6 separate regions of the Homo sapiens genome follow, and regions 1, 2, 3, 5 and 6 are each linked to region 4. Evidence: chromatin loops called from intact Hi-C (ENCODE). Cell type or tissue: PC-9. All regions are shown on one strand. Region 1 has its middle 98 kb from the start of AADACL2-AS1. Region 2 has its middle 130 kb from the start of LINC02917. Region 3 overlaps MBNL1 (muscleblind like splicing regulator 1). Region 4 overlaps MBNL1 (muscleblind like splicing regulator 1). Region 5 overlaps AADACL2-AS1 (AADACL2 antisense RNA 1). Region 6 overlaps AADACL2-AS1 (AADACL2 antisense RNA 1).

Region 1 (5,000 bases), 420 kb before region 4:
GAGAGGAGACAAAGTTAAAGTGTAGAGTTGTTATTAGGTTTTTTTTTTTGTCTGTTTGTTCATGCAAACAGTATTAAGATGTTATCAGCTTAAAATAATGGGTTTTAAGATATTGCAAGCCTCATCATAACCACAAATCAAAAAAAAAAAAAAATGCAATGGATACACAAAAAACTAAAATGCAAGAAACTAAATCATACCACCAGAGAAAATCATCTTTACTAAAATGAAGACAGGAAGGAAAGGAGAGGAAGACCATAAAACAACCAGAAAACAAATAACAAAATGGTAGGAGTAAGTCCTTACTTATCAATACTAATATTGAATGTAAATGGACTAAACTCTTCAATCAAAAGACATAGAGTGGCCAAATAGATTTTTAAAACAAAACAAAACAAAAAAAACAAGATTCAGTGAGTTGTTGCCTATAGGAAACACATTTCACCAATAGGCCGGGTGCAGTGACTCACACCTGTAATCCCAGAACTTTGGGAGGCCAAGGCAGGCAGATCAAGAGGTCAGGAGTTCGAGACCAGCCTGGCCAATATGGTGAAACTCCGTCTCTACTAAAAATACAAAAAAAAATAGCTGGGCGTGGTGGTGCACACCTGTAGTCCAGCTACTTGGGAGGCTGAGGCAGAAGAATCACTTGAACCTGGGAGGCGGAGGTTGCAGTGAGCCAAGATTGCAGTACTGCACTACAGCCTGGGTGACAGAGTGAGACTCTGTCTCAAAAAAAAAAAAAAAAAAAGAAAAGAAAAAGAAACACATTTACACATTTCACCTATAAAGACACAAAAAGACTGAAAATAAGGGGATGAAAAAAGATATTACATGTCAGTGGAAACCAAAAAGAGTAGGAGTTATGATACTTACATCAGGCAAAATTGATTTCAAAACAAAAATTATAAGAGACAAAGAAGGTCCCTATAAATGATGAAGGGATTATTTCAGCAGGAGGATGTAATGATTGTAAATATATATGCATCCAACACTGGATCACCCAGGTATATAAAGAAAATATTATTAGAACTAAAGAAAGAGATAGACCTCAATACAATAATAGCTGGAGACTTCAACACCCCATTTTCAGCATTGGACAGATATTTCAGACAGAAAATCAACAAAGTAACATTGAACTTAATCTGAACTGTAGACCAAGTCTACCAAATAGATACTTACAAAACATTTCATCCAACAGCTGCAGAATACACATTCTTTTCCTCAGCACATGGATCATTTTGTCTATAGATCATATGTTAGGACAGAAAACAAGTGTTGAAACATTCAAAAAATGAAATAATATTAAGCATCTGCTCTAATCACAGCAGTATAAAACTAGAAATCACCAACAAGAAGAATTTTGGAAAATGTACAGACACATGGAAATTAAACAGTATGTTCCTGAATGACCAGTAGGTAAATGAAGAAATTAAGGAGGAAATTTCACAATTTCTTGAAACAAATGATAATGGAAACACAACATACCAAAACCCATGGAATACAGCAAAAGCAATACTAAGAGGGAAGTTTATAGATATAAGTGCCTATATAAAAAGGAAGAAAACTTCAAATAAACAACCTTATATAGTTTGAATATATGTCCCCAGCAAATCTCATGTTAAATTGTAATCCCCAGTGTTGGAGATGGGGCCTGGTGGAAGGTGTTTGGCTCACGGAGGTGGATCTCTCATGAATGGCTTGAGCCTTCCCCTTGGTGATAAGTGAGTTCTCACTCTAAGTTCACATGAGATCTGGTTGTTTAAAGGTGTGTAACACCTATGCTCTCTACCCTGGATTTTCTCTCTTGCTCCTGCTCTGGCCGTGTGACATGCCTGCCAAAATATAGAATCAATCTAACTGTCCATCAACAGATGAATGGATAAAGAAAATGTGGTACATACACACAATGGAGCTCTATTCAACCATGTAAAAGAACGAGATCTTTTGCAAAAACATGTCATTTGCAACAACATAAATGGAACTGGGGGTCATTAAGTTAAGTGAAATAAGCAAGGCACAGAAAGACAAACTTTGCATGTTCTCACTTGTTTATGGGATCTAAAAATCAAAACAATTGAACTCATAGAGAGTAGAAGAATGGTTACCAGAGGCTGGGAAGGGTAAGGGGTGGGTGCAGAGGAACTGGGGAGGGTTAATGGGTATTAAAAAATAGTTAGAAAGAACGAATAAGTCCTAGTATTTGCTTACCCAACAAAGTGACTGTAGTGAAAAGTAATTTAATTGTATATTTTTAAATAACTAAAAAATGGGATCAGATTGTTTGTAAAGCAAGGATAAATGCTTGAGGGCACGGATACCCCATTTACCTTGATGTAATTATTACCCATTGCATGTATGTATCATAATGTCTCATGTACCCCATAAATATATCCAACTACTATGTACCCATAAAAATTAAACATAAAAAATAAAATAAAATAAGTACCTTTTTGGAGTTAATATATTACAATATATATAAAATATCTGGAATATTAATCTCCCAAATATTAATGGTGATTATACCATTGTGATGTGATTACAAGTAATTTTTCATGGTTTGTTTGTTTCTATTTTCTAACTTTCTTCTTTAATACATTTGTATTACATGTATTATGAAAACATTTTTAACGTAAAAATATGTGGGCAAAAATGCGAGTTCCGTTCATTGCCTATGACTCACATCTAATGTATGTTTAAAAGATGGGTCAGGGAAAATGTCAAGTGCCAAGCTGTGTTTATTTTGCAATAAAATAAAGGGACATAAGTAGGAAATGAATAGAACAACTACACCTAAGAACTCCTCAAATATTTGAAAAACGGCCGCAATCTGTGAGAAATTACCACACTCATGAATACCTATTAAGATTTTAATACCAAGTTAACTTGCAAGATACTTTATTGTTTTGGAGATGAATTTCTTTTTACAAGTCAAATAGATTTTTTTTTGTATATGACTCTGGCCCAGGAGAGGGCAGACCATCACACATAAAGAATTTTAACTTAAGCTTTTAAAGAAATAATGTTTATGGCATGACTAAGTCCTTAAAAAAGGAAGGGGCAATTCATCCTCAAAATATGTTGTTTTTTTCTCTCAGTATTTCCATTTCCATTTCCATTTGTAATCATCTTCAAACACAAATACTCCCTTCTAAGTAAATTGTTACTGTGGTAGCTTTGGTGTCATGATTATTCTTCCTTAAAAAGTTTACATTTATTCTGAAATTACACCTTTTTCACTGAGTAGTGAATGCCTTTTAAGATGAAAGTTTGCTGCTACTTATAAGGGAAACAAACAAAAAGAAAAATACTATGGAAATGAACGGGTCTTACACTTTTTAAAGTTTTATTTTGTTTTTAATTGATACATAATGATTGTACATATTTGGAGGTAAAGTATGATGTTTTGATATATATATACATTGTGTAATAATAAAATCAGGAAAATTAGCATAGCTATCACCTTAAATATTTATCATTGTTTTGTAGCAAGAGTATTCAAAACCCTCTCTTCTAGCTATTTGGAAAAATAAATACATTATTTTTAACCATGTTAACTATAATCATCAATAGAAAACCAGAAATTATTCCACCTAACTATAACTTTATACTCATTAACTAATCACTCTTCCTCCCTCCATTCTCCCCAGCCTCTGATAATCACTATCTTACTCTCTGTTTAAAATCAGATAAAGACACATCAGCAACAACTACAAAAAAACGCAGAGGCCAATATCCCCGATGAACATAGATACAAATATCCTCAACAAAATATTAGCAAACCAAATTATAGAACACATTAAAAATACCATTCACCATGAGCAAGTGGGATCCATTCCAGGGATGCAAGAATGGCTCGACATACATAAATCAATAAACATGATGTATAACATTAATGGAATCAAAAACAGAAACCACATAATCATTGCAATAGATGCAGAAAAAGCATTTGATAAAATAATAATAATTAAGGTAATAAAATATATAATAAATAAAAACTCAAAATAAAAGCCCTCAACAAATTGGTTATAGAGGGAATGTACCTCAGCATAATAAAGGCCATATATGGAAACCCACAGCTAATATCATACTGAGTTGAGAAAAGTTAAAAGCTTTTTCTCTGAGATCTACAACTAGACAAGGATGCCCACTTTCACCACTTCTAGTCAACATTGTACTGAAATTCCGAGCCAGAGCAATTAGGCAAGAGAAAGAAAACAAAAGGGCATCCAAATTGGAAAAGAGAAAGCCAATTATTTGTTTGCAGATGACATGATCTTACATAGAGAAAATTTTAAGTACTCCACATACAAAAAACCTCTTAAAACTGATAAATTCAGTAAAGTTGCAGAATACAAAAATCAACCTACAAAAGTAAGTAGCATTTCTATATGTCAACAGCAAACTGTCTTTTAAAAAATCAAGAAAATAACCCCATTTACAAGCACTGCAAAAAAATACCTAGGAATAAATGTAACCAAGGAAATGGGTAAAGACCTCTACAATGAAAACTATAAAACATTGATAAAAAAAACTGAAGAGGACAAAAATCAATGGAAACACATCTTGTATTCATGGACTGGAAAAATTCATATTATTGAAATTCAACTTAAGTGTCCTTCACCAGTGGATTGGCTAAAGAAAATGTGGCGTGTGTGTGTGTGTGTGTGTGTGTGTGTGTGTGTGTGTGTATTTACCATGGAATACTACTCAGCCATAAAAAATTACATAATATCTTTTTCAGCAACTTGGATAGAACTGGAGGCCATTATCCTAGGTGAAGTAACTCAGGAATAGAAAACCAAATACCACATGTTCTCACTTATAAATGGGAGCTAAGCTATATATACGCAAAGGCGTACAGAGTGGTAGTGCACATAGGAGACTCAGAGGGAGAGAGGGAAGGAGGGAGGGATGAAAAATTACCTGCTGGGTACAATGTATACTATTCAGGTGACAGGAACACTAAAAACCCAGACTTCACCATTATACAATTCATC
Region 2 (5,000 bases), 370 kb before region 4:
GAGATTAATTCCTTTAACACTTGTATTATTGTATGTAAGTAGAATTACTTTGAAATTTTTTTCTTACAGAATGTTAAAATTAAAGTTTTTGATGAAACACCAAGATAAAATATAATGTACTAGACATTCCTCTATTCCAAAGTTGGTGTTTATATCTCATGCAAAAATTTATAATGAAAATATCCATAGAGTTGCTACACAACTCTTTAAGCCCTGGATCATCTTTAACATTTTCAGCAGTTGACAGTTGGTAGTAAAGAGAAAATTTTGTAGAAAGAAATTTTGAGAGCATCATCAGGTTTCTAGGAATCCTAATGTCACAATGGGGAAGACTTGGGTAGTATCTGGTTCTCACCTCAAGGGCAGTGAGAGAGGTTTTGAAGAGGCTACCCTGTAAAGCTTTATTGGTATCTCCCCAAGTTTGTGACTCATGCCTTGTAAAGCTCAAGTGATACCTGGCAACAGAATAGAAGGCTAAAACTGAGAAGTTACTTCCTTTCTCTCTGAAAGTGGGTCAAATATGGGTTAATCAAGGCACTCACATATAGATTCTAAGTAGAAATGTCAGCCTGGGGTTATTTCAAGTGGGATCCACTTCAGGAGGGTTGCCTTTTAGGCTGAGAAACAACAAATGGAAAAGGATGTGGACTGTAAATCCAAGAGGAAATTCTATGTCATGGGGCTAGGCCTGACAAAGGAAAAACACTGCCTATGCTCCAGGAGTTTTAAAAAGGTACTCTTGCAGAGAAATCGTCAAAGAACATACACAAGTACCCTAAAAGTGAAAAACATTGTTTGCTTTAAATATCTGTATGCCCAGAAGTCATGAAGATATCTGTAAAATATGAGGTTTCTTACCTGCCTTCCCTCTTCTATCATCCTTAACACCTCCCCTAATCCCACCCCCCAACTTTGACACTGAGAGTGTTAAATTAAGAGATACTAGATAGGACAAAAATAAATGAGAAGGAGAAAAAGAAATTTCAGCTCAAAGGAAACCCCAGCTGGAAGGCAAAGGAAAAGATTTAAGTCAACTTCAAAGCTTTGGTCATTACATAGGACTGGAAGTTTCAAAAATCTGCAACTTAAAGGAATGGTCAGAGAGATTTTTTTTTTTTTTTTGAGACGGAGTCTCGCTCTGTCACCCAGGCTGGAGTGCAGTGGCCCGATCCCGGCTCACTGCAAGCTCCGCCTCCCTGGTTCACGTCATTCTCCGGCCTCAGCCTCCCGAGTAGCTGGGACTACAAGCGCCTGCCACCATGCCTGGCTAATTTTTTGTATTTTTAGTAGAAACGGGGTTTCACCGTGTTAGCCAGGATGGTCTCGATCTCCTGACCTCGTGATCCGCCCGCCTCGGCCTCCCCAAGTGCTGGGATTACAGGCGTGAGCCACCGCACCCGGCCAAGATTTTTTTTTAATTTATGAGTAGAGACAATATCCTAAAACCAAGAAACATACCTTTCCCTTTACTTAGAGTTTATTCTTCTTTCAAAAAGAGAATTTGATTGAGTTAGTTGTCCTCATTGCATCCATTAAGGGCCTCAGCTGGGCAAAGTTCTTGCAAATCTTCTCAGGCATTGTTGGTTCCCTCTCTTCCCAGCACAGCCCATAAATAACCATGAGGATAAAACGATGGAAAAGAAAAAAGAGTAAAAAATAAAATAGCCTATCAAAAGTACATAAAACGAACTCCTTAAATCATAAAATCGAAATCACAATTTCATGTGTTCTTAAATAAAACAAAAATTACAAACCTCATCAAGATGGAAACAGAAAGCTACTGCTACTAAGTCTATCATGTAAACTGTAACCTCTCATAATTTGGTCACACCAAGCCTATGGCTAATGTCGCTGTCTCAGATCCAGACATCTGTGGCCAGGAGAGCCAGGTTGCTTTCATCTACAGTAGTCAAAGCTAGAACCATAACATTTTAGTAGTAAAGAACTAGTTGTGATAACATTCTACAGAAAGGATTGTACACTTTTTGAAGGAATTTGTGCATCTATTCTAGAAAGCAAAATCTGCTGTTCTGGAAATTTGCCATAAGGTGTATACAATTGTACTTCAGCCACACAATCTGAATGGAGAGATACATAATTTGACACTCTGAGGCTGAATTCTGCCCCAAACTCTGTAATTAACTATGCAGAATAGTGAGCATACATTCATAAAAATATATTTAATTATTTATTTAAACCACATTAGTAAACATTAATTTACTGTTTGTTATAAATGTTACTTAAAGTCATTTAGAGGCATAATTTTAAAGTGCAATTTAACATTAATTTCATATCCTTTTTATCTTTTTCTTAATCATTTCGCCCTGAATCATAAGTGATATTACAAAGATATAGTGATATTTTGTTCATTCATCTAGCACAGAATTTTGCAATAGCAGCATGGCTGACACTCTGAGCTGGATAATTACTTGCTGTGGGGACTCTCCTGTGATTGTAGGATGTTTAGCAGTCCACTAGATGTCAGGAGTAACTGCCCTTTAACTACCACCAGTTGTGACAACCCAAAATTTCTCCAGATAATTGTTGAATATACATCCCACTCCCAGTTGAGACCACTGCTTTAGCAGAATGTTAAGGCTTTCCAGTTTACACATCTTGCAGTAGCTGCCATCCTAATCCTAGGGAGCTCATTGGTTATCATTGATTAAGACGTAAGACTAAGCTAACTGGTCCTTAGTTTACTTTTATAACCTATTCCATACTCAAACACACATAGCAAGAAAGAAACAGGAGATTGAGATGCTTCTAGGAGCATCCTTGTACAGTTGACGCTCTTTATGCGGGAGAAGAGATAGGTTCCTGGACTCCCCGCATGTACCAAAATCCCGCATATACTCAAATCCCAGTCAGTCTTGTGGAAACTGTGTATAAGAAACGTCAGCCTGTCATATACTGAGTTTCCAGTCCAGCCTTTGGTTGAAAAGAAATCAATGTATAAGCGGACGCGTGCATTTCAAACCTGTGTTCAAGGGTCAACTGTATTTGTGCACAATTCCAAAGTAGTATAAGGAAGGAGAATGTCTCAGCTTTCTTACCCCTCATCCCCAAAGCAGAACCTGATACTAAAGCTTTTATGAAAATGGATTATTCAGAAAAAGAACCCAAAGATAACAATTATGTTTGTTTCTTCAATTGGAAGGTGTCATTTTCTTGCCAGCGGACTTAACCTGATACTTTCTCTCTTCCTTTAAAATCAGTTATGGGCTCTGCATTATATATGTAGTTCCATGTTAGCTCCCAATAACCAGATCCAACTAACCAACTCTTAACTATTTGCATAAAATGCTGTTTTCGGTAACAAATTTCATCAGTTCGATAAACAGTGTCTCATGCAAAACAAACCATTTTGAATACAATAAAGCATTATTATTATTTATATTTTTACTTTTTGAAAGAGAGTCTCGCTTTCGTCGCCCAGGCTGGAGTGCAATGGTGTGATGTCGGCTCACTGCAAACTGTGCCTCACGGGTTCAAGCGATTCTCTTACCTCAGCCTCCCGAGTAGCTTCGATTGCAGTCGCCCGCCACCACGCCCAGCTAATTTTTGTATTTTTAGTAGAGATGGGGTTTCACCATCTTGGCCAGGCTGGTCTCGAACTCCCAACCTCAGGTGATCCACCCTCCTCGGCCTCCCAAAGTGCTGGGATTATAGGCACAAGCCACCTTACCAGGCCAAAGCATTATTTCTGAATTGAGATTTACCTTGGTTTAGTAACAGGCTGTTATTGGAAAATCATGACCGCAGTTGACTCTAGATGGAACTGTTAGCCAGGAAGTCACCAATATTCCATTTCTCATTCTCGGAATGCTTTGTTCATTCCCAGGGGGATGATTTTATGCAGTGGCAGAGTCGGTCTGATCTTCCTCTTGCTTCTCTTTCAAATTGCAGCATGAATAATATTATCTGATCTTTAGTGGTGGTGGTTCATGAAAATCATACTTAGATTCTTAATCCAGGAAGACCTTTTATTGAAACGTTTTGCTTTTCAAACAAATCTTTGCATGACTTCACATTTTCAGCTTATTTACTAATTCCTGTGTATGGAAGAAAGAAGAGAAGAATTGAAGGGGAAGATAAAGGGTTAGATTCCTTTCTGTTCACTACTAAAAAATAAAAGTCTACCTTATAATTCCTTTGATACATATTTGACATAAATAAGTGCAGTGTGATAAAGAGTAATTGTGACAGACCAGTGAGAAATCTGGCTTCATTGCCTTTTGAAAACATTTAATGTCTCCTTGTTTTCTTTTTTCATAAATAAGGGTCAATAATTTTCATTAATTTATTCAATAAAATTTATTGAGCCCTTGACATGTGCCAAACATTATGTTTTGTGCTGAAAACACAAGGGTAAATGTGAAAGACTTTATTACTGTAATCAGAGAAGTTACGTTAATACTAATGTATTAATATTCAAAAAGAACTCATCTGATAAGCAAAATATCATGTAAACAAGTTTAAAACTCAAAATATAAATCAAAACATGAGAATTTAGCGATTAAGAAAATATTCTAGGATTACAGATTGAATAATATTATGTAAATTTATGTGCAATAAGACTTGTCAAAAACACATGAAAGACAGCCTGAATGAGTGGTCAGAGATATTATTTCCTTGAATGAGAAGGCTTAATATTATATATACCCACATCAATTTATACAATTTAAACACATAAACTCAAATTTTCTAAAAAATAGGAAAAAAAATTTCTACTGATTTGGTTATATTCAATACAATGTTATTTCAAGAATATTTTTGAAATATTCATTAAGTCTAAAATGATATACATCCTTTGATATGGCATCCTTCTAGATAATTGTCTTCAATAAATAAATTTCAAAGTATAGCAACTGTATTAGTTTGTTCTCATGCTGCTGATAAAGACATACCTGAGACTGGGTAATTTATAAACGAAAGAGTTTTAATCGACCCACAGTTCCACATGGCTGGGGAGACCTCACAATCACGGTGGAAGGTGA
Region 3 (5,000 bases), 110 kb before region 4:
TAGCTTAATCTGAACAGCACGAAACTTGACAAAAAAGTTTGCTAATACATAAATATTGGCTATTTTAATCTGTTGAAAACGGAAGGCTAGTACCAAGGGAGACGGTAGTAAAATTATAGAAGGAGCTAGTGAAAAGTAAACATTATGCAACATGAAAAGAATACTAGGGGAAAAACTGACAGAGTAGAATAACAGGAAGATTAGTCACTTCTGGAAGGAAAAAAGTAGGTAGGGGCAGGGGGATGAAGTACTTTAAACAGGAATGTGGAACTGGAAGTGCTAGGGCTAAAAGACAGATGTGAGCTTATTTGGGAGCTAAACTGGGCTTTGAAAAAGGAATAATACTGGTAGCATTTAATATCAAAATTTAAATTTTATGTTAACAATAAGAAAAAAATGGAGAAAAATTTTTGTTAGGGATTATAAAATGCCTGTTAAAATAAAAAGACTTATATTTACTCCTTTGTGGAGCTGAATTGGTTTCGGTCAGACAGCAATGTCAAATGCAAATCAAGAAAATACATTTCTGAGGCCAAGGCAGGAGATTTCTTGACCCCAGAAATTTGCAACAACCCCAAGGAACATAGTGAGACTCTGTCTCTACCAAAAAGAAAAGAAAAGGAAAAGAAAAGAAAAAAAATTAGCCAGGCATGGTGGTGAGCACCTGTAGTCACAGCTACTCAGGAGGCTGAGGTGGGAGGATTGCATGAGCTTGGGAAGTCAAGGATGCAGTGAGCCATGATCAGCCATTGCACTCCAGCCTGGGCAATGAAACAAGACCCTGTCTCAAGAAATATACATATATATTTTATCTTATATATATATATCTTATATATTATATATATATATAATATATATGTCATATATAATATATAATATATATAAGAAATATATATATAATTTCTTTCAAAACCGGTCAAAGTTCTTTTACTTTCAAGTGATGGATAAAATAAAACCATTGTGGATATCATGGGATATATGTGCTATTGGTTTGAAATAATTTTCACTTTTGCATTTATTTATCTGTCAAAGGAGTACCAATCTCTAAATATTTTAAGGATTATTTCTATGAATTCTCTAAAAAATATAAATTGTAACTGTCTATATCATACAAAAATATTTAGCAATCCTTATAACAGAAAACAAGATAGTAAACATTGTGTGTATGTTCATGTGTGTGTATGTGTGTTTATTGGTAGTCTCATTAATCCCTAGTCTCTACTGACGTTATTAGGGACATTAGTGGAACAGATTTTGCTGAACACATTTTCAGCCACTCTGAGTGTTCTTAGGTATTTTATTTATTTAGAGACTGAATCTGTGTTGTCCTGCCTGGTCTCAAACTTCTGGGTTCAAGCGATCCTTCTGCCTTACTTTCCCAAGTATCTGGGACTACAGATGCACACCACTGCCCAGCTAAAATGTACTTTAAATAAAGTAGATAATTCTGGGGTTATCTCAAACTCCTGGCTTCAAGTGATCCTCCTGTCTCAGCCTCCCAAAGTCCTGGGATTACTGGCTTGAGCCACTATGCTTGCCACCTCTGGGGTTATATTAGCATGACACCAGGACAAAAATCTGCCCATTTTTATATCAGGAAAAAAAATGCTACTTTCATTTAGGTGCAGAAAATGGCTTATGCCTATTGAAATAAAAAATTCAGTCTAATTTAGACACCTAAGATTATTATTTGCTATAACGACATGGAATACATCACTGTGTGTCACTGAATTCATGGAAATGCAGTACAGAATGCAATACAGTAATCCCCCCTTATCTGCAATTTCACTTTCTGCAGTTTCAGTTACCCATGGTACAACACGATAAGATATTTTGAGACAGAGAAACCAAGAGAGAGACCATATTCACATAACTTTTATTACAGTATAATTGTTCTGTTTTATTATAGTTATTGTTGTTAATCACTTACTGTGCCTAATTTATAAATTAAACTTTATTGTAGGTATGTATAGGAAAAATAATAGTATATTTAGGGGTTGTTACTGTCCATGGTTTCAGGCATCCTCTGGGGGTCTTGGAATGTATTCCCCATAGATAAGGATTATCTACTATATACAGTCAGGTAAGCCATTCCCATTGATTTTATTACAAATTGCAGTGCTTCCATGGCTTGCTTACACATAATTTGCTGAGGTAACTTTTGCAGAAAGTAACCATTTTACGTGAACACCAAATACTGATTAAAAAAATCTCTTTTTCTCCTTTTCCCTCTCTTTCTCTCCCTTCTCCCTCTCTCCTTCCCTGTCTTACTCCCTCGTTCCTGCTCTTCTTCTCTTTTCATACTCACACAGACACTCCTTCCCCTACACACACACACATACACACATACACACACACACCCTGCCCCTGGGCATAACTGAATAGGAAATGTTTATTTTCCAAACTACAGAAAAAAACCTTATCTCAAACACTGAAAGTCCTTCCTTTTCCTGGTTTGGAAACACTAAGTCATACTGAGTCACTTGTAGATTTTCTTTAGCCAGTTTTATTTAAAGCATAAAGTTGTGAGGACAAAATGACTCAGGAATTTGTAATGTACCATTAGAGCTTTTCACTTTTAGGATGCTAGTTCATATTCAGATGACTTAGTATTAAAGATTGATGGGTTGTTTACTTTCTAGAAGAATCTGAGGAGCTCACTGTAACTTCACTTATTTTGACCTAAGTATGGCCTAGAGTTTATGCTTATTAATTCATTTATTTCTCGGTAAAGCCATGTCCAAGGAATTAAATAAAAGGAAGCGGACCCAGTAAGGGTTGATGAATAAGAAGCTGTTACCTTACTCATTTACATGTATTACTTCAAATGTTATTGATTGATTGATTGATTGATTGAGATGGAGTTTTTGCTCTGTTGCCCAGACTGGAGTGCAGTGGCATGATCTCAGCAACCTCTGCCTCCTGAGTTCAAGCGATTCTTCAGTCTCAGCCTCCCAAGTAGCTGGGATTACAGCCTCCCCACTACCACACCCAGCTAATTTTTGTATTTTTAGTAGAGACAGGGTTTCATTATGTTGGCCAGGCTGGTCTTGAACTCTTGACCTCAAGTGATCCACCCGCCTCAGCCTCCCAAAGTGCTGGGATTACAGGTGTGAGCCACCGCTCCCGGCCTTGATACCTCTTTAAAAATGAAGTTTGTTAAAATGATCAGAAACTTTAATGCAGCTGATTGCATTGCCATTGACATCAGTGAGAAATAAAAACTATAGCTATAATGGTTAAGTTGAGCAGTTGGAATCTGTATGTCTGTATCTATCTATGTTTATTTAGATGACTGGATAAAAGAGTCATGATTCCTCCTAGTCTATCACGTGGTAATGCCAAGGTCAGAAAAATCATTTGTTATGATCTATCTTATGTAAAAGCCTGTGGAGTTACTTTGTTTTCCTCACTCATAAGATGTCAAAATGTGCTTTCTAGAATTTTTGAATAATTTTTGCTTAAATTCAGTGTTAAAGTTGGAGACTGAAACAAATTTAAATCTGTTGTTAGCCAAAGAGTAAATCAAGCTTATGTGGGTGCAATATATAACATGACTACCCAAGAAATTCTGCAAAAAAATGTAGTTGTCTAGCAATTAGGTACAGAGTTGTCATCTTCCTTCTATGATAACTTTTGATTATAAAAATAATTGAAGGTAAATAAACTGTAAATGACACACCACCTCAAGCTATGCCACATGGGCACCTAAATAAGTTCTTTTTAGTAAATGCCACCAAATGGCTGTATTTCTTACAGCTTATGGCTAAATTCTGACAGAGGGGAGGTGCCTTCACCATAAGAGTATTTTCTCTTTGAAGTTTTCATGGTTTTGTGTGTGTGTGTGTGTGTGTGTGTGTGTGTGTGTGTGTGTGTGTGTGCGCGCGCGCATGCGCACACACTAGTTTATATTAGGTTAGAGTTTAAAAAAAGCTGAAGATAGCCAAAATTAGTCCAGAGAGTTAGACTTGCTGCCAAACTAAAGAAATAGCTTGGTTTCAGTATTCTTCTGGCTTCTCAGTCTTAACATTTGGGGACCTGAGTGCTTGATTTGAGCTGACTGAAATTAACCCAGATGGCCCACTTTGGGTCCTCAAGAGCTAATTAAAGGAAGTCATTTCAGTTGCTGAATAATCAAGGCCGTACCTTCCTCCAATGTTGGTTTCAGCCCACACCTTACAGATGATCGCTGGCTTTCTGAAGCTCTCTCTAAACTCATAATTATTGTTTGGACCCTGCATGTAACTAAATTAATTTGCCAAGGATGGGAATGAAATGTAAGTTTTATTGGCAACAATGGTAATCCCCCAAAACAGAATGACAGATACAGTGATGGTAATAATGTTACTGCCCTGTTAATGCCTCCGAAGATAAGATACACTTGAAAAATAATGTGAAAACTGAATTTGTCCTTGATTTGAAAAATCTGAGAATCACATAAAATGTTTGTTAATTTCTTAAGCTGGTAAATATCATTAAGAGAAATGGACACATATAAGATAAGTTTGTGTGCATATTTGTACACAGTTAGGTTTTTGGAAAAAGACAGGGATATCAGATGCTCCTGCCACCAGGGTTCTGGCCAAACACGACATTTCCTACTCTTGTTTTTGAAGAGTTCTAACACTTCATCAGTTTTCAAGTGTCAGTAGAGAGTGGGCATAAAACCACAATTTCAGGAGCTGCATTCTCTGGGTCCAGATTTCATCTTTGCTACTTATTAGTTGTATAACTTTTGGCAACTTAACATTATATGCCTCAGATTTATCAGATATACCCTATTAAATGGCAATGTGTCTACCTTGTTAGGTTATTGTGACTCTTAAATAAGTTAATACATGTAAAGAACTTGTGGAATTTCAGGGCACACAATGTTACCTTACCATTGATATTATTTGCTGTTATTAAATCTTAATTTTATGTAAACATTTTAAAATGTCTGTCTCGTTAACAATAAATGTGCAATATACAAATAAATGAAAATCAAAATTAGTGGTGGA
Region 4 (5,000 bases):
AAGAGTTACCTGTATTATGTACACTATTTGATGAAATTTGATGCAGCCATCAAAAGTATTCACTCTGGAAATTATTTAGCAAAATGAGAAATGCTTATGCTGCATTGTTGAGCATAAAAGATCACCAAATAATAGCTATACTATAATTACAATTATTTTTAAAAATGTGTGCATACATACAGAAGACTGGATGAGAAGAGAAAAATGAACCACAGTGTTGTTAGAATTTTCAGATTTAATTTTATATTCTGTTTCAAATTCTCTGTATGATAAATGTTATAATTTCTTATCCTGTTTTTAATTATGAGATTAAATTTGTGAAATGTTGTCAGTTATAATTTACTAATGTAATAGTATGTCTAAGAGATTTATTTTGGGTATCAGCATAGTCTAAAGTGTCCTTGAGTTTATCAGAGAAACCAGATCAAACTCATATTGAGCAACCAAGGGATAGATCCCATTTTATTGATGATGTCTATTAGGGAAAATGTGTTTTAGAAGGTTTGGGAAGTTCATGTTCCCATAGGTACCCCACTATTCAGATGCATATCTAATGCTTGGTAAATTTCCAGTCCCACTGGCCTGTAACTCTCACCAGTACAAGTTTTCACAAGAGATTTTCTCTTCCTTATTTTTTCACAAGCAAGAATAATGTGAGAGTAGCTATTACAGTATGTTTCTGTCCTATTTCTTAGGAGAAACCGTAAGCTGTAAAAAAAAATAAAAATATGAAAGAGTCAAACATGCATATTATGCAAAAGCAGTTGACTAAGTTTTTTTTAACCTCAGAAAAGGTTGGTTTTATGACACATTCTGAGCTAATTCTTAGTTATTAAGTCTGCTTAAATATTTTTAGAATTCTTTCTAAATGTTCCACAGGAGAGTAAAGAACATGAAATTATAATAAACCAATCCTTAACCTGTAGAAACCCCCCCCCCCACACACACACACATGCAAATACATACACACAGAACCTAAATAAATTCAAGTCTTCTTTCTTGTTAATGCGGCAAAGAGTAACCTAAATTGGAAAAGTAGAGTATTAGTTCCCTGCTGCCAATTCATTTTGAGCATATTCAAGAAAGCAGGAATTACTGAGGGAGCAAATAGCAGCTGAGAGAGATCACTTATAGACCTTCTGCAAGTTTCCTGTTTGGTGATGCCTACATTGACATAGACTTGCTTAAACAGAAAAGTAGCCCTTTCGTTTATGCAGTAGTATATATTTAGCATACACACACACACACACACACACAACTTTTTATCATTATTTAATGTAGGCACATCACTCTTCCTGAGTATAGTGATGAGCCTCACATACAATAAATTTTGATTAGGTACTGGGTACTGTTTTAGCAAGCTCCATAGCTGATGCTAATGTTCAGCCAGAGAGGAGGATAATTATTCTCGGTAACAGCTTGATCATTTTTTGCTTTTAAGTTATAAATCTTGGTAATACTTTTTTTCTTATGTTCAATAAGATAAATATGCTAATAAAAAACCAGAATCTTGAATAACTTTTTAAGTCATTTTTGTGATCTTAATAACTGAGTGTAGTGGTGAATGACACTGGCTCATTGTATGTATTTGGAACACAAAACTTTAGCTAGGTTGAGGTTTCCAAGTAGTGCAAGATATCATTTATAATGCTCTTTTTTAAGATGTAGCATGATACAGATTATAGTATCTCCTTCTTTAAGAAACACTTTCCTCAATAATAGGATATGAATATAATGTGGGAAAACACCCAGATTTAAATGCAATCATTGTATTTATACAAATCCAAGAAAACCTTTGCTTCCTAAGTCGTAGTAGGGTTACAGTTTTTCTTTCTTGCTTAACTTCAAAATAAAGTGCTTAGTATCTGCGTTTGCTATTTGTGAAAAGATACTTGAACAATTAAAAACTGTTTCCTTGAAGCTTGAAGTAAGAGCACGAAAATATTAAAAGGACATTCTGTGTTTTAGATGGCCCTCTTGTGGTAAAAGGGTCAAAGTATCCTGAATGAAGACTGCTTTTAAATAGTAAGAGTCAAAATTGCGCAGATGAATGAGAAATAATGTTCTCGCCTTTTCCCTAAGATCTCCGTGGCAAAATTAACAGAATTAGCAAATATAAAACAAACAGACATAACAAAACCAATCTTTTTTTACTGCTTTATATAGCTACCAAGTGAATCTCTAAAGATCAAAAAAATAACTCCTGGAAACATTTTCATAAAAAGCTATCAAATTTGATTTTGTATATTTTTCACTTGGAAATAATTTTATATTTACACGAAAGTTGCAAAAATGGACCCAAGAGTTTCTGTCTACGCTTTACTGATCTAAATATTAATATCTTACATAACTGTAGAATCCCTCTTAAGACCAGAAAAATTAACATAGATATGCTGCTGTTTAACCAATCTACAGACTTTAATCAAATTTTACCAATTGTCCTCCCAATATTCTTTCTGTGACTCCAGGATCCTCCAGCTTGTGATAATATCTCAGTCTGTCTTGCATGACCTTGACACTTTGGGAGAGTACTAGTCGGTTATTAGTAAAATATCTTTCCATTCACTTCATCTGATGTTTCATCTTGATTAAATTCAGGCAGTACTACCTCTACTGTGATTGTGTGCCCTTCTCATTGTATCATATCAATAGATACACAACATCATTATGTCTCATTATTGGTGATATTAATTTTGATCACTTGGTTAAAGTGATGTTTTCCATGTTTCTTTACTGTGAAGTTATTATTTTTCCCTTTGCAATTAATAAGTTTATCAACACCATTTCAGATTGTATTTTTACCATAATTAACATTATACATGCATTTTCTTATGGACATTTATACTGAAATGGAGTTATAATTTGTAACTAAACTAGGAAATGCTGAAGTTACTTGTTGCCTTGTTTGAAAATCATTTTCCCTTTTCATCTATAGCCTTCTGTCACCAGTCTTGCACTTTAAGTTAAAATCTTCAGAAAGCTTCTTCTTCTTCATGTTGACTAAACCTCATGTACTTAATGACCTCATAGGTATGTCGAGAGTACCAACGTGGCAATTGCAACCGAGGAGAAAATGATTGTCGGTTTGCTCATCCTGCTGACAGCACAATGATTGACACCAATGACAACACAGTCACTGTGTGTATGGATTACATCAAAGGGAGATGCTCTCGGGAAAAGTGCAAATACTTTCATCCCCCTGCACATTTGCAAGCCAAGATCAAGGCTGCCCAATACCAGGTCAACCAGGCTGCAGCTGCACAGGCTGCAGCCACCGCAGCTGCCATGGTGAGTAGAGATATCAGCTCTCTCCTTGTTAGCAGTCAGAAAAGCAAAGTGAGCAACTATATCTGACTACAAGCTATTCATTTAGTAACCTTTTTAAAAAAATTGCTGAAGATATGTTTGTTCAGGTATCCCAGACAATATATAAAGAAGTTACTTTCACAGAAGTGAGGGTAACTCCTCAAATGGTTCAGATTGCTCCTACTCTTGGCCTAACTCTTAATCTGTCTTATTGTGGATGTAGGGTTTCTGAAATCTCTGCTTTGTAAAGAACCACCTGTCTCCTTTTCAACTTAACGATATTGCCATTTTCAGTCTTCTTATTTCTGTGTGCCATCTAATCAGCCATTGTTTTCCTTTGGTGTGTTCTTTTGCACATCAAGGCTCTTCTTTACATATATCTTGCTTTTAACAATAACATGATCTGGAACTATTTAGGAGAATTGTTCAACAAAATTGTTCTTAGAATTAGCTACAGGATTTTGAGTAGTATACTATCTAGATTGTCTGAAATAATATTGTGGCATAAACATAATAGTAACACTAGAGAAGCTTGACTATGCCATTATATAGACAGGAGAGAGACAGCAGTACTCAAGGAGTTAGAAATTGGATCATTAAGAATAGCTACTAAACTATATTCTCAAGGTAAATTTTAATGTGATCTAGTAGCTGATTTTAATGAGCCCATTCTTTGTTCTTTGCTTACCTGTTTTAATGTTGTCATTTTTTTACATAAATATATGACTTAAATCAATGAAATACTCATTTTAAAAGTCACTGTGTAGTATTTCATAACACAGTGAAATAATCACGAGAGAGATCTTTTCTGTGTTTATGGATACTTGAGCAAAAATACAGAAGGCAGACTCTCTCCTCCTCTCTTCCTTTCACTCTTTTTTTTTTCTGTTAGAGTATCTTGTTTGTAATTAACTACAAAGAGGAGTTATCCTCCCAATAACAACTCAGTAGTGCCTTTATTGTGCATGCTTAGTCTTGTTATTCGTTGTATATGGCATTCCGATGATTTGTTTTTTTATTTGTTTTTTCTCACCTACCCAAAAATGCACTGCTGCCCCCATGATGCACCTCTGCTTGCTGTTTATGTTAATGCGCTTGAACCCCACTGGCCCATTGCCATCATGTGCTCGCTGCCTGCTAATTAAGACTCAGTCGGCTGTCAAATCACTGAAGCGACCCCTCGAGGCAACCTTTGACCTGGTACTATGACCTTTCACCTTTTAGCTTGGCATGTAGCTTTATTGTAGATACAAGTTTTTTTTTTAAATCAACTTTAAAATATATATCCTTTTTTCTGTTATAGAGTTGTAAAGTACAATGAAAAAACTGAGTGTGGTTTCCTGACAAAATTAGTAGAAAGACTATAATCTAAGTACATAGATGGATATCATACAATAAAAGATTCTGAAAGCCCAGCAGCCCACATTCAGTTTAACTACATTGTAGAATGTTCTGAAGAAATAGTCGGAGGACATAAAGAGTGTATTTTTGACTGTATATTTATGTACCTGTTTGGTTAGCATGGCTTTAGTGGTAGAATTATTTACATTTTAATATTTATAGTTCAGTATTTAAGGAAAAAAACTTGCATGCTCTGGGACATTTGCATGTCTAGGTAGATCTGGGGGGAGGAGCAGAGTGGGTTAGTTTTTATTTTATCTGTTTCAGTCACTCTGTACAATTAACTATTAACA
Region 5 (5,000 bases), 610 kb before region 4:
ACCTCAAAAAAACCACAGCTGCTGGTTGTTACCAAATGCCAAAAAATCACTAAACCTTGTTGATTGTTTCATGTAACTTATGTCTAGCCTTCTAGCCTTTAAAATTTTTCATTTACAGGAGGAGCAGTATTGAAAATAAATAAAATTAAATTAAAAAATAAAATAAAATAAACTTTTCATAGCTTTCCCGGAGTTTTTCAAGTTTATTTTATATTATATTATTGTTAAACGGGGTCTAATCTTGGTACCAGTACTTTAAATTATTCTCTTAGAATAAATATTCACAATTTCTTTCTCTTGATGCCAAAAAGAGATTAATTAGGGCTGGAATTATTTCCAATGGCATTTCAAAAATTCTTAGCTCCTCCTCTCCCTAGGCTTGAGCATTGTTATAAAATTAAAAATAGCCCATTTTGGAAAGTCCAAGATTCTTTAAAACTGAAGTCTCTTATAAAAAATCAAGAGGAGGCTGAGAGGAGGCTTCTCTCTCATTTGCCAATTTCTTTAAAACAAGAGGCACCGTTGTCAGTACTTTTAAAGTGCTGAAAAAGACTACAAGCCTGCAAAAGAAGGCTGAGTGTTTCATTCTAGAGCTGTTTTTTCTTAGTGAACATCCATTGACTTCATTTGGAGGTTGTATCTGAGTGAGCCCTCTTTCTTACAAGTAAAGTAAAACACCAGTCAGCTGAACTCTTTATCAAACATACTCTTCATTTATCTCTTGATGACACAATGTCACTCTTCCCTTTCAAGCTGAGCCTTCAGATTCTCCAAAGGTTTCGACCTCCCACAAAGTCTTCACGAGGTGACTCGCTCTTCAAGGAGCCCTGCTATTATGCCATATGGTGTTATGACTCAGCAAACCTGCAGTCCCTTCTACTTCCGAGACCTGGAAAGACATGTTCTAACTGCTTCTGGATGAACCAGGCATACCAGTATTAGTTCATGCCATCCAAAAAGAAACTTCATGTTCTTTTTAACTCTAAATTACTAAAGCTAAAAGTTACAGTCTTCTGATCTTCAAGAGTTCCCAGAATTATGCTCTCTGGTGATTAAACTCCCTTCCCTAAAAAGTGGCTCATCCTAATAGTGCAATGTTCACTATGTGTCAGCTTTAAAATTCTATGCCTGTAAAATACTCGAAGTTTAGAGAATGCATCTTTTTTCAAACGCTTCTTAACTTTCTGAGGGTGAGGACCAATTTAACAGGATTACATGTAAATTGGCCTTTCAGCTATGACCATTTCAAATCTTGGAAAATTTTTCTCCTGCATACGCTTTATCCTTAAGTAAAGATACATAGTATCTATTTAGAGATCTAATCACAACTTTATAACCTTTAAAATATTTATTCTATAAATTAAATACCAAATATGAACATATAGCGTGTACACATATGCATATATGTACATATGTATGTGTGTGTATATATAGGTATACACATATACATAAAATCTCAAACAAAGAAATTGTCAATAAGATTAAACTGTGGCTCCCTGGAGTATACGAGAAGTTATATACATGAGCTAGAACTCAATCAGTAATTTGGAATTGAAGATTGGCTTAGGAAATAAGAAACTTCATACTTTATACTAATTTAAGTAAAACACTTTGCTTGAATATATTTAAGTATATAGACTGTTAGATGAATTCTATTTTTAATCTAATTAAATTAGAAGTAACATGCATTAGTATATTAGCTAAATCTCATTTATTTACAGTGAATCGAAGTTGGACATATTCCTTGAAAATATTTTGAAAATTATTTTAATGATTAAGAATCAATTAAAAAGAGATTTTACTTTATTTGCTAAAGAATGACTTTCAATAGTTTAGTCTCAAAATTGTTACACATGATTACCAGTGTGAAATATATGAGCAAAGATAAAAATAATACCTCCCTGCCAAAAACAGCTCCTGTTAGAAAATATTTTATTAACTAATCAAATAATCTTCTGGTAAATACAGAGAGATGTTTAAAGGTTGCAATCGAATTACAAGGACACAATAAAACTAAAGGAAATGCAAGAATGCCAGAACCGTTTATTAATAAAATACTGATTTATACAATTGATATTAAAAATGACAGTTATTTTGTCGTTTTCTTTTGAAAATAAGCAAATTATGCCTGTAATCTCAGCACTTTGGGAAGCCGAGGTGGGCGGATCACGAGGTCAGGAGATGGAGACCATCCTGGCTAACATGGTGAAATCCTATCTCTACTAAAAATACAAAAAATTAGCCAGGCATGATGGAACGCGCCTGTAGTCCAGACTACTCGGGAGGCTGAGGCAGGAGAATCACTTGAACCCAGGAGGTGGAGGTGGCACTGAGCAGAGATTGCGCCGAGATTGCGCCACTGCACCTCAGCCTGGGCAACAGAGCGAGACTCTGTCTCAAAATAAACAAACAAACAAACAAACTATTATTTAAAAATTAATGTAAAATAATGGATTAGAAATTATTACAATTTACTTCTTCAGCTTAATCATGTATGATTTCCGTACAGTTTTCACTTAGAAGACAATAAGAGAGAAGATGCGTATCGTCAAATGAGTTTAGATTTTTAAGTGCTCAATTTTCCAATACAGTGCAAAGAAACTGAAATTGCTTTCGGTCAGAAGAAAATAAGATAAAATTCAGTAAAAAGGAAATAAAGCCAAATGCATTCAGTTGGAACGGAACTCCGCCAGTTAGTGACTACAGCGTAAGGATTGTTTTCTTTCATACGTTCTTAGTCTGCCCCCTTGTGGGCTCCAGAAAGCTGTTACCCAGCATAAGCTAACGTGATAAAGTTAGATATCCAATAAAATCATGTTTTAATAATTCCTTTAATGTGGTTTAGAAAAATGTCTAAACTTGCTTTAGTTTATCAAACAAAAGCATTTAAAATTATAAATAAATATCTCAAAACTTACACCTCTAAATAAATTGAAAGAAGATATTTCCTTTAATTCCTAAAATTCTTTTTAAGAATGAAATTACCCATCCTGGGCAACATAGCGAGAGTCTGTCTCTAAAACAATTAGCCAGGGATGGTGCCATAGTCCCAGCCTCTCAGCAGGCTGAGATGGCAGGATCCTTTGAGCCAAGGAGTTTCAAGTTTCAGTGAACTGCCATCATTATGCCACTGTGCTCCAGCCTGGGCTGAGAGAGGGAGGCTCCATCTCTCAAAAGAAAAGAAAAAGAAAATAAATTACTATATAAGCCTCATAGAAATTGGAACTATAAAGCAATTGTCAAAAAATGCTATCTGAAACAATCTAGCTGAGGTGGGTTTTTTTTGCATTTATTTAATGTTCCATGTATAGAATGGAAAGCATTTATGACTTCTTTGTAAAAATAAACTGCATTACTATTATTGGAGAGACGAAGAGGCACATTAACTACATTATCTTCTTGTAATTGAAAATTGCTCCGATGGAGATACTGCAAGTTTGAAGATCTGAACTTCATTGCCGATGTCATTGTCATTCCTTGATTTGCCTAAACTTAAAATTTCAACATTTGTAGATTAAAAGGTATCCTGTGATAACCATCTCCTGGCATATTTTATAACTAATAGATAAATATTGTTGATGTCTTTTAAATTAAATTCTTAAATTTTTAGTATTTAAATAGGCAATCACTAGGTAACTATAATCAATATGCTTGATTTTGTTTTTTATTACATATTCCATATGTTTCATTTTATCTTCTACATTACACACAGTCCTTCCATGAATTCAGGCATATGTTGTTTTTTCATTTTTGGCAGTACAATACACTTTTGGCTTTCCATGTTTAATTGGATGAGTAGATTCTTACAAAAAATAAGACAAAGAATAAACACTAATATTTCGATTAATTATAATACCATTTTCTCAAGTAGTGTTCCAGGATTCAGTATGACCATAACCTTTAAGTAAAGTTCAATACATTGTTTCAAGATAGAAAGCAAAGTAAAACCAGGTGGTACAAACTAAGTTACATGCTCATACAGGCCCACGCGCATGTGTGCACACACACACACATACACACACACTCACAATTTTCTTACCAACACATCTCTCTGTAACTCTTTGGTGATCCTGGACAAGGTTCCCACGCCTCTTTGGATTTAGTTTTCTCGCCTATGAAATGGTACTATATCAGCTGGTCAATATTTTTTTGAACTGAGGTCTACAGATCTGCTTATGTGTCCACAAGTGGTCCAGTAGAATTTTAAAGTACAGTTTTCCCTCAGTATCTCTAGGGAATTGATTCCAGGACCTCTCACAAATACCAAAATCCATTGATGCTCAAGTTCCTGTTATAAAATGGCATAGTATTTGCAAATACCAAAATCTATTGATGCTCAAGTTCCTGTTATAAAATGGCATAGTATTTGCATATAATCTAAGCAAATCCTCCTCTATAGATTATATGCAAATCCTCCTCTATTCAGTCATGAATCACTTAACCATAGGGATACATTCTGAGAAATGTTGTTAAGCAATTTTTTTGTTGCGTGAATTTCATAGAATGTACTTACACAAACCTAGATGATATAGCCGACTATACACCTAGGCTATATGGTACAGCCCTATCACTTCTAGGCTGCAAACCTGTACAGCATGTTAGGGTACTAAATACCACAGGCAATTGGAATACAACTGTATTAGTGTATCTAAACATATTTAAACATAGCAAAGGCAATGCCATGCACTATAATGTTAAAATGGCTGTGATATCACTAGACAGTAGAAAATTTTCAGCTTCATTAGAATGTTATGGGGCCACCATTGTATATGTGGTCTAAAACATCAATATGTAGCACATAACTGTACTTTAAATAAGCTCTAGGTTACTTATAATACCTCATCCAATGTAAATGATATGTAAATAGTTATTATACCATGTTGTTTAAGGAATATGACAAGAAAAAATGTCTGCATATGTTTAGTGCAGATGCGATTCAAAAAAATGTATTTTTGATCCAGGATTGGTTGAATCCACAGATGTATAACTCATGACTATGA
Region 6 (5,000 bases), 530 kb before region 4:
GAATTAACATGTACTTATATACAAAAATGATACATTCTAATACTCTATTATTTTTATATTTAATACTCCATCTTCTGCAAGATGGTATTTTGAGATTGTTTTTTCCTAGAATTATTTTTCAGCTCCTTTTTCTTCCTCATTTAATAAGCCAATAATTTCTCTCATTTCTACCACCTACTTATGCTTCTTTTCTTTTTCCCCAAGAGACCCTGATTTAGTTTAGGCCCTCATAATATTACCTGGATTATCGCAATAGCCTTTGAACAAATTACTGCCTCTAGCTTCGAAATTATTCTCCACATTCTGCCCACCATCTTCCTATCTTTTTATAATCCAAATCTAATTTTAGTTCTGGTGAAATGTTCTCTTTTTTCCAGAGTTGTATTTGCTCTCTTTCCTGTGATCTTATTGCATTTGTACACGACTTTATTATTACTCATCTTTAGGAAATTGTCTTTGTGTTTTCAGTTTCTAACTGTGAACTCCTCAAGAATGTGGAGGCTCTCTTGCTAATTTGCATATTAGCTCAACTTATTACTGATTCCTGCACAAAGGAGATGCTCAAAATATTTGTTGAATTGATCCCTTCTACTAATGAAGATATTAATGTATTAAGGGAATTGAGGATATTTAAAATGTTCTTCAAATAAATATTTAAATTTCAAAATATCTAATGCCGAGTAAAAGTTTTCCCTATAAATGATGTCATTGGGCATTATATTGAGACTCTTTCTGTCTCCGTTTCTATAGAGTTTCCTAAAGGCTGAGAACAAAACAAAGAGAGCAAGAACTTGCAACTTCCAAAGTGAGGCTAAACTCCCTGTACAGACCTAAAATAGGAGGGGCCCAAAATTGACGTTTTGACCATTAGCTTCTCACCCACCTTATGGGTACAAAAGAGTTAAGTTTGAAGATGCCAGGGAGTTAGGGAAAGAATTGGTTTTTGACAGTTATCTGGAGGAGGAAGATATGATGCTCCACCTCACTCAAGCCCAGTGAGAGGACTAAACTCCACTTCAAAGACTAAGTGGAGAGCCTACATGGGTCTGGTGTTGCTTAGGAACACAATCAAATTACCTGATTCATGTCTGAGAAGAAAGTGACTGGAGAGAGTTGGCTGAGATGACTTCTGACTCTAGCAGAGAGAGTTTTATAATAGCCATGCTCCCAACAAGTGTTTGCTTTTCTGGAGCAAAAAACCTAAGGACAGACATTGGTGTGTGATCTTTATTCATGGGACCCTGTCCAAGGGGGTTCCTGCTAGGGGCAAAATCTGACCCGAGAGGCAGAGGGAGATTATAAATTATCAGCTGAAAAAGAAGCACTGTCCTGCAGTAAAGCTGCTGTTGAAGGGGCTCAGTCAAAACCAGCTGTATAATTTCTGGGGCCCAGTGAAAAATGAAAATGCAGGGTCTCTTGATCAAAAATTATTTTAAAAATGCAGAGGCAACAACAGAGCATTAAACCAAGCCTGGGACCCCTCTAAGCCTGTGGTCCTGAGATTCTACATAGGGCTCACACCCATGAAGTTGGCCCTGACCTGGTTGTGCAGTCACACAGCTCACAAAAGCCCTCAAAAATGACCACAAGAGAAATGGGCAGATTTGAACTACTGCCGCAGTGCCCCCCAACCCACCAAATGAATGTCAGATTGCAGAGGTATTGGTGAAAGAAAACACCTTCTGCTCTTTACCTCTTTCCTCTTCTTCTCTTGAACCCTCAAGTCAGAGGCAGCCTTGTGGGAAGAAGAGTAGAAACTTGGTAGGGACATGGACCAGAATGTGTGTGACCACCTCACCACTTCTCCCCACTGCAGACTTCTGGTGGGAAGCAGACAAAATAAAGGGAAGAAGTTTAACTTTAGGTGAAGTTAGCAATTTTAAGTATTACACAGAGATAGGTGATTTAATTACTGAAATGAAACAATTTAGGGGGGAAAGGTAACTAGGAAACCTTTCTTCTTTTAATTTCTGAGAATTTATGGGACTTGCCCAAGATTTTTTTCAAGGTGGTGATGAAGAAGATGCCAAGACAGTGGATTTGCAGGGCTGTGATGGGAAAGAGTAAAGTACCTTTATAAATGTGCCCAAAAGAGTTCTTCTTATTCACTATAATGATAACGACTATTTTTATTTATATACTCAAATCTCTCCGGGTAAACACACACATATCCACACACAAACATTCATGCTCACATATATGAATTGATGTTGAAATATACATACATTTGAGGTAAAGAAGTTGAACTTGTGACTTAATTGAGCCATGTCTCTGAAATACATCAATTATAAGCCACAGCAAAAATATTGCTTATGAAAGAAACCAAAAACAGAATGTGTGCTTTAAATTTTTGTTCTTGTTCTACTTAAATTTGAGAAACTAGGAATATAAACCTGGCAGATGGGGGTGGGGGCATAACTCTAGACAAAGTTAGAAATGCAGATAAGGTATTCTGGCCAAGTCTTTAATTTTGGAGGTTATGGTTAAATCATCTGCAATGTACAGTTAAGAAATGTGCTTTTACTGCCCTCAAGTGGTTTTAAAATTGTCACTGCAACATTTCTGACGACTTCAAAGTGAATGTTTCAAAACCCTAAGCAGTCTTCACATTTTCCAGGCTATCTGACAAGGGAATCTGAAATAATAATCTTTTATTCTGAAATAGTTTCTAAATAAGCAAATAATGAAATGGATCAGGTAGATTTATGTTGTTGTGTTGAAATATATGCACTAATACAGATTTGTAAAATTGTTTCTCTTCTTTTTTTAAAAATGTAACTGTAGCTTATACATGGACTCTCAGCTGGTCAGGGTTTGCGTAGGAAGATAGTATGACAGTTACTTCTTCTTCTAAATTAAGCAGCTGAAAATTATATAAATATTCAGAGAATGTAAGCTTCAACATCTTTGTAAGTGCTGTTTCTCTGCTTCCCTTTCTACCTCACAGGAGAACACCTGAGTAGAGCAGAAAGCTTGCTGGGCCAGCCCTGCCTGCTGGCTCTTTGCTAGACTGGGTGGGTGGCCCACCGTGTTGCTGCCTTGGCCCCTCCTTGTCGCTTTCGGATGCTGCCAACCCCTTGTGATATGGTTTGGCTGTGTCTCCACCCAAATCTCACCTTGACTTGTAATAAACTCCACGTGTCAAAGGTGGGGCCAGATGGAGATAATTGAATCATGAGGGCAGTTTCACCCATACTGTTCTTGTGGTAATGAATAAGTCTCACGAAATCTGATGGTTTTATAAATGGGAGATCCCCTGCATAAGCTCTTTTACCTGCCACTATGTAAGGCATGCCTTTGCTTCTCCTTTGCCTTCCACCATGATTGTGAGGCTCCCCAGCTATGCTGAACTGTCAGTCCATTGAAGCTCTTTCCTTTATAAATTACCCAGTCTAAGGTATGTCTTTATTAGCAGTGTGAGAACAAACTAATACACCTTGAGTCTCAGTCATGCTCTCCTCCACCAGCCCATAGTTTAAGAGATTACTTGCAGTTTCTGCTCTTGGCACATTTACTCCTCACCATTGTGGGCCATTCCAGGCCTGCTGGTTCTTGGCTCTCATCAGCCTTCTTCAGCACCCCCAGGGAAGCACAAAAACATGTCTATATATGTTCACACCAAAAGACAGCCCATGTTGGTGCAAGGTTTCTATCCTGAGCTTTCCTTTTGCTGAAACCTCCTACTGTTCACATGTTCGCTGATCAGAGTCCCCTGGAAGTCTTGTCAACACACGTTTCTGGGCCTATACCCAGAGTTTCTGATTCAGTAGCTCTGGGTGAGTTCCAATGACTTGATGTTCTAGCAGGTTCCCAGATGACGATGCTACTGGTTCTGGGACCACTTTTTAAGAACCACTGGCCTAAACCAGTACTTCCTCCAATTGTTCACATAGAGTTACATGTAAAATATAATAAAATAGCTCATATTTTTGGACCACAGTTGACCATGAGTAACTGAAACAACAAAAAGTGAAACAAGGAATAAGTGGGGACTACTGTAGATGGTTCAAATTTTTCTAATGTGTAGAAAAAAACATAGAGTAACGAGTTTCTCTTTCATAGACAACTATGGGCACATTTTTGAGCGCACATAAGTTTGTTCAAACAAGTTGGGTAAATACCTAGGAATGTGATTGCTGATTGTAGAGTAAGAAAATATATATGTGTTTTGTATATACATATAACACATCTTTCTCCATGTTTTTGTCTTCTTTATTTTATTTGTTGATATTTTGTCATTTCCTACACACATTTTCTATACATATTATATTAGATTTATATCTGTGTAGTTGAGCTACTGTAAATGGTATGGACTCTTTTTCTAATTTTAATGTTTAGTTGTTTATTGCTGGTATATAAGAAATCAATTGACTTTCAACCTTCTATCCTGTGACCCTTTTATATACACTTATCAATTACAGGAATTTATTGTCATTTCATTGGTATTTTAAAATAGAAAATTATATCATTTGTGAATATAGACAGTTTTATCTCTTTCCTTCTGATTGGTGTCCTTATAAGAAGAGGAAATTCAAACACACAGAGATACTAAGGATGCACACAGACAGAGGAAAAAATCACGTGAGGACACAGCAAGAAGGTGGCCATCTGCGAGTCATGGCGACAAGCCTAAGAAGAAGAAAAACCTGAAGGCACCTTGAGCCTGGACTTCTAACCTCCAGAGCGAAATAAAATTCCCTTGTTTAAACTACCCAGCCTATGGTACTATGTTATGGCAGCCCTAGCTAACAAATATAGAACCCTTAACATATTTATCATAGGTATTTTAAATTTTCTGTCTGAAATTCGAACATCTGTGTTACATTTGAGTCTGGGTCTTATGATTGCTTTGTCTCTTCAGACTGTGTATGTGTGAGTGTGTATATGTGCGCACATGCGTACACGCATGTTTTGCCTTTTTGTACATCTTGTAGTTTTTGCTGAAAGCCAAACATGTTGCATTGGGTAATTATTTTGCTGAAAGCCAAACATGTTGCATT

Evidence for each region. Hi-C counts contacts between places; a loop is a spot of excess contacts. Peaks named below come from ENCODE experiments on the same cell type or tissue, not always from the same donor. Only the 100,000 strongest peaks of a DNase experiment are listed, where the experiment ranks them.
Region 1: a loop joins it to region 4, with 8 times the contacts of the local background. A loop is called at or near these places in 15 of 110 quality-filtered maps.
Region 2: a loop joins it to region 4, with 4 times the contacts of the local background. A loop is called at or near these places in 56 of 110 quality-filtered maps.
Region 3: it touches region 4 in a loop (2.0-fold over the local background); 13 of 110 quality-filtered maps call a loop at or near these places.
Region 5: a loop joins it to region 4, with 2.6 times the contacts of the local background. A loop is called at or near these places in 3 of 110 quality-filtered maps.
Region 6: it touches region 4 in a loop (3-fold over the local background); 6 of 110 quality-filtered maps call a loop at or near these places.

What each region holds. Positions count from the first base shown.
Region 1 is chr3:152,023,407-152,028,406 of GRCh38, forward strand. No RefSeq gene overlaps it. Among named protein-coding and RNA genes, the nearest start is that of AADACL2-AS1, 98 kb to the left of the region's middle. In PC-9, a CTCF peak has its summit at 2,951 (motif pointing right); a DNase peak (open chromatin) is centred at 2,855; H3K27ac peaks cover 1,581 bases.
Region 2 is chr3:152,069,660-152,074,659 of GRCh38, forward strand. No RefSeq gene overlaps it. Among named protein-coding and RNA genes, the nearest start is that of LINC02917, 130 kb to the right of the region's middle. In PC-9, a CTCF peak has its summit at 2,490 (motif pointing right); no DNase peak of the experiment used is centred here.
Region 3 is chr3:152,328,860-152,333,859 of GRCh38, forward strand. All of the region lies in intron 2 of MBNL1 (muscleblind like splicing regulator 1), which reads left to right. Among named protein-coding and RNA genes, the nearest start is that of MBNL1-AS1, 62 kb to the left of the region's middle. In PC-9, no CTCF peak of the experiment used is centred here; DNase peaks (open chromatin) are centred at 192 and 2,472; H3K4me3 peaks cover 252 bases; H3K27ac peaks cover 3,410 bases.
Region 4 is chr3:152,442,252-152,447,251 of GRCh38, forward strand. It overlaps MBNL1 (muscleblind like splicing regulator 1), which reads left to right. Exons shown (of 10, transcript NM_021038.5): 5 at 3,031-3,288. Among named protein-coding and RNA genes, the nearest start is that of MBNL1-AS1, 180 kb to the left of the region's middle. In PC-9, CTCF peaks have their summits at 1,998 (motif pointing left) and 2,209; a DNase peak (open chromatin) is centred at 1,930; H3K27ac peaks cover 439 bases.
Region 5 is chr3:151,836,440-151,841,439 of GRCh38, forward strand. The region is part of intron 1 of AADACL2-AS1 (AADACL2 antisense RNA 1); the gene reads right to left. Among named protein-coding and RNA genes, the nearest start is that of AADAC, 25 kb to the left of the region's middle. In PC-9, CTCF peaks have their summits at 2,742 (motif pointing left) and 2,949; DNase peaks (open chromatin) are centred at 842 and 2,722; H3K27ac peaks cover 1,093 bases.
Region 6 is chr3:151,915,922-151,920,921 of GRCh38, forward strand. The region is part of intron 1 of AADACL2-AS1 (AADACL2 antisense RNA 1); the gene reads right to left. Among named protein-coding and RNA genes, the nearest start is that of AADACL2-AS1, 9.8 kb to the right of the region's middle. In PC-9, a CTCF peak has its summit at 2,540 (motif pointing left); a DNase peak (open chromatin) is centred at 2,540.